Regions from separate parts of the Homo sapiens genome. Here region 2 is linked to region 1. A link is a loop called in an ENCODE intact Hi-C map of the cell type or tissue named here. Cell type or tissue: Calu3. All regions are shown on one strand.

Region 1 (2,500 bases):
AAATAACTACATATTAGCTCTCTTGGCTCTCTCTCACACACACACACACAAGTAACTATGCAAGATAAGGAATATGTTAACTTGCTTCACTATAGCAACCATCTTACTATCCATATGTATCCCATAATATCATGTTGTAATCCTCAAATATATACAATAAAATTTATTTTAAAAAAATTTTCAATGAATGTTAACAGGGAGCTTCTTGAAGGGTAGGCTATACATGCTCTGTCTTTACATTGTTACCATCTAGCATACCATCTCTCACATAGAGAAACACAGTACAAAATTTTACACCTAATATATACATTAAATAGCAAGGTAATTGGGCACTAATTCAGGGAAGAGGAGACTTACATGGGGAAAAGTCTAGAGGAAAAGAAATCCTAGAAAGAACTATACCAGAACACTAACAGCGGTTCTCTCTAGAGTGTGGGATTACTGATAAATTTTATTTTCTTTATTTCCCTCTTTTTTTTACTGATTAAACAATATATATAGTGCATAATAACATATTACAGGGCCCAAGAAGCCCAGAAATTTTTAAAATGTTAATTCAATCTATTTCCCAAAACTCATTCAATGAAAACTTCACATTTTATAACACAAATGTATCACTCTGGAAATGATGTTCTGAAAACATAGACTGAGAAATGCTCTTCCAAAATCACTAACTCCTGTTAACACTCCTTTACTGAAGTTTCACCAACTAGTTAACCTCTGAGCCCTTGAATGAGCAGTTCTTTTCCATGGTCAGAGTGTCTGGCTCTTGCTGTCTTCTAGCACCCTCTGTCTGCCCCATGTGTTGAAACTCAGTTCAAATGTTATTCCCTTTGTAAATCCAGGCTGACCTGGTTACTTACTCTTCCTGACTACACACTACGTTGTATGTTTTACCCATTTAACCTGTCCTTGTGACTTTGTCCTGTATTTTCTTCTATGTTTATATCCCTGACCAGGCAGCTCCTTAAGGGCACAGAGCCTTAATCTGTCTCTAAAGTCTAGTGTCTTGCTTTCCTGTTTGGCACAGATAAGAAAGTTGTGAAACAATTGAGAAAGAAAGAAAGGCAGAGCAGAAGAAGATGGTAGGAACATAGGAAAATAAAAAGCTATCAAAATAATAGATAATAGAGATAAACATAATCAATATGAATCATGTATATTTTGGAACAAATGTGATAAATAATAATGAAATATAGTAATTCTACAATTAGTAGCTCCTACAAGTAGCATAATCTTATGCAAAATATATTGTTAGAATATACTTCTGATGCAGATCTTGAGATGTGTGGGTGTGTGAAAAAGTTAAGGAAGTCAAGAAAAGACTCTTCCAGTTCTCTTTTTTCTTTCATTTAAATATTTGAATAGATAAGTTATGAATTATTTTTTAAAAAAACAGAGGAAAGAGGCAATTTGAAGACATGAAATTTAATTTTATCATTTGGTTTTTAGGTCTTAAATCAAATTATTTAAAAAAATTGTCTCATAATGAAAACGTATCAAATTTAGCATAAATATTTGAAATGTCTATACCATGTAAGATCCCCATTTATGCAATGTACTTGCTAGAAAAAGTCACTCCTAATAAAAATGCAGATACATTCTCTAACATATAGTATATATGTTACAGTATATATGTGTATATAGTCTATACACAGCCCTTGATATTTTTTTGCCTGAAATACTACTGCAGGAGATGTTATAATCAGAGAAACTGGAAAAACATGATATGACACCAAAGTTTCTCATTCCAAACGTAAATAAATAGACAAATGATTTGAACACATTGCTTTTCTGTCAACTTTTCCACTGATCACAGACTGTAAAATGAAGCAAATATAGAAAAAGAAAATATTTTCATTTCTTCATTGGGAAGGCAGCTGAGAAAATTTTATCTTTATTCTTTACTTAGAAAATGGCTTAAAAGAATGCAGAAGTTTAGTTCATTTGAACTATGTGGAAAAATATCATGCTGTCTGAAACAAAGACATCTGAATGTGCTTTTAATGGAATTATTGGTTTAAAAATATGACTGTAGTGCACTTTAATAGTAGATATTGAAACAAAAGCTATATTTCTTTCAATATAAGAATCATAAGAAGCTCAGTAATAAATAATATAATTTTCTTCCAAAAGACAATCAGACTCATATTTCCAAGAATCTTAAAATAAGCATGGCACTAATTCAATTACACCTGAATTTTGGAGGGAAGTACTTTATAAAAGATATGTATGTTCTCGAGTAGAATGTATAGTCTATATTTAACATATAAATAAATAAAACTTCAGAGATACTATGTTTATGAAAGTTACCCTTAGAGAACAGAATTCAATAATTCTCATCCTGACCAGATATAAACAAATGTAAAAAAGTAGGACTAAAGTAAGTAGTAAATTTGTAGATGCAAATAATCCAAATGAACCAAATCTATGTTTTTTTTTTTTTTTTGTGTGTGTGTGTGTGTGTATGCACACGCATGCAGGTGCGTGTCTTCAAAAC
Region 2 (2,500 bases), 460 kb before region 1:
GTGAGAAAATACATTTCTGTTAAGTCCTGCAGTCTGTGGTATTCTGTTATGGTAGCTGAGCTGTCTAAGACAAATTATTAATGTAATCTTTTGCATTTGGCATCAACTCCCTTTCCCTAGGGACTTCAGCTTCTGTACTGAATCCGAGGACCTCAACCTCTGTACTGAATCAACCTCTGTACCGAATCTACTTATGCTTGCAGGTGATAATCTACATCAGTAGTTCTCAAAATGTGTTATGCTTCATAATTACATATTGAGATTTTTATTTTCTAAAAATGTGCTTACCTGACACATCTTGGCATGTCCCAAATCAGAATCAGGAAATCCAGAGAGGCCTATGATCCAGGGTATTTTAAGAAAGCTTTTCAGGGAATTATTATATGCACCCTTGATTAAAAAAAACCAAGTGGGTCATATTGACATATTGGTAGTTTGCTTGGACTCCTTCAGCAATTGTATAGATCAATATTTCATTGATTTTGATGATCATCTGACCAATCCTCAGGAAGTGGCAATGAGCCCAGTTTAGTATTAAAGTTCAATCCATTCAATGAACGAATTGAATTGAATTTCCTGAATAAGTAAACTTGGGAGTAAAATGCTGCAGCTAGGCCTTTTGGTGGCCAGGTTCTCCCGTGGCCCTGCTGTGGTTTCTTAGAAGTGATTTCATTTGGTAAGAGCTATAAGTTATCAGTTGAAAGTAGGGTTAGACTAAAAGCTGATCACCTTAGTGATTTTCACTCCTGAGTGTTTTATCAAGACGAAACTAGTTAGAGATTCTGCCTCATCTCATTTTCATACTAGCAATATCAGGAACCTGTAATGTTAAGTTCCTCACTTTACCTTTTGAAGTGCATTTGGTGCACCAATATTGTTTGTCCCATTCCAATTTTCACGCAATTACCCACCCAAAGCTCTTACTTTCAGAAACTTCTTCCCTTGGCTTGGGACAGAATGGGAGGAAATTATTTACATATTTCTCTGAAAGTCCTTCCTTTTCAAGTATGACATCATAGGTGTTTCAGCATTAATGGCCTTTTCTTTCAACTTGACTCCCTCTGCTTAACATACTACAGAAATTTCGGAAAGTTCCTAGTTGTTTTCTTATTTTCACGAGGAAGAAATCTGTAGTCTCTTCTTGTCACCACTGGAGGGCGACCAAGTTCTTGGCGTCTTGAACAAAGAATTGGCCAAAATGCACAAAGGAAGGAAGGAATTAAGGGATTTATTGCAAATAAAAGTACACTCCACAGTGTGGGAGTGGGACCAAGCATAGGGGCTCAAGGGCCTCATTACATAATTTTGGGGTGTTTAAATACCCTCTAGAGGATTCCATTGGTTACTTGGGGTACACCCCATGTAAATGAAGGGATAAAGTAAAGTTACAAAGTTATTTACTTGGCCTACACCCTATGGAGACAATATTTCCTGTCATAGCTGAAGTGTGAATTGGCCTTATGTTCCCTGCCTTCAGACCCTCTTTTCCTGCCTCATCTCCCCCATGAGAGATGTGACCCCATAAATCTTTATGGGAGGCAGAGAAACCGATGATCTTTTTTCTGTATCTGCTTCATGCTGGCTTGAGGTGTAGTCCCTACCTACTGAGGATCATGGAACTCTCACCCTGCTCTGTCTGGTGAAGGCAAGGTAGCTTCTTGATGGCCAGGGGTGGTGTCTTCACCTGGAACTGGCTGGAACCTTTGTTGCATGATGATGTGAAGCTTGATGGTCTCTAGGCAAGAGGAAATGAATTTGGTTAAAAGATTGTGAACTTCATGGGGTGGATACCTATGCTATCAAAAATGTTTGTTACAAAGATTTGCAGCAGGAAAAAAAACAAAATCTGGTTTGTTCTAGAACCTATGTGTTTTCTTAACACACAAGCAACTCCGTTTTGTTTGGTTTGGTCTGTTGGGGCCTAGTGCATGAGCTTAGTCCAAAACAATGGTCCCCAGAATTTTGTTTAAAAAAAACTCCCCCGGCCAGGCGCGGTGGCTCACGCCTGTAATCCCAGCACTTTGGGAGGCCGAGGCGGGCGGATCACGAGGTCAGGAGATCGAGACCATCCCGGCTAAAACGGTGAAACCCCGTCTCTACTAAAAATACAAAAAATTAGCCGGGCGTAGTGGCGGGCGCCTGTAGTCCCAGCTACTTGGGAGGCTGAGGCAGGACAATGGTGTGAACCCGGAAGGCGGAGCTTGCAGTGAGCCGAGATCCCGCCACTGCACTCCAGCCTGGGCGACAGAGCGAGACTCCGTCTCAAAAAAAACAAAAACAAAAACAAAAAACTCCCCCTTTTTGGTCAGGTTCTCACTCAGGTGAGAGTGTGACCAAAACTTAGGGCCTTAGCACCATTCTCAGTTACCATCGTTTTGGGTTTCCTGTCTTAACACGTCATTCTTAGGTTACTGTGTCCTCATGGTTGCACATTTCTTTTAGCTCCTGTCATTCCAGTTGAAGACAGACCACATGACATTCTACAGATGGCTGCATGTAA

Evidence for each region. Hi-C counts contacts between places; a loop is a spot of excess contacts. Peaks named below come from ENCODE experiments on the same cell type or tissue, not always from the same donor. Only the 100,000 strongest peaks of a DNase experiment are listed, where the experiment ranks them.
Region 2: it touches region 1 in a loop (15-fold over the local background); 7 of 110 quality-filtered maps call a loop at or near these places.

What each region holds. Positions count from the first base shown.
Region 1 is chr14:47,039,880-47,042,379 of GRCh38, forward strand. All of the region lies in intron 7 of MDGA2 (MAM domain containing glycosylphosphatidylinositol anchor 2), which reads right to left. Among named protein-coding and RNA genes, the nearest start is that of RPL10L, 390 kb to the left of the region's middle. In Calu3, no CTCF peak of the experiment used is centred here; no DNase peak of the experiment used is centred here.
Region 2 is chr14:46,580,120-46,582,619 of GRCh38, forward strand. It overlaps LOC124903309 (a long non-coding RNA gene), which reads right to left. Exons shown (of 11, transcript XR_007064146.1): 3 at 1,627-1,735. It overlaps LOC105370480 (a long non-coding RNA gene), which reads left to right. Exons shown (of 4, transcript XR_943827.3): 3 at 121-203; 4 at 2,443-2,500. Among named protein-coding and RNA genes, the nearest start is that of RPL10L, 70 kb to the right of the region's middle. In Calu3, no CTCF peak of the experiment used is centred here; a DNase peak (open chromatin) is centred at 1,162.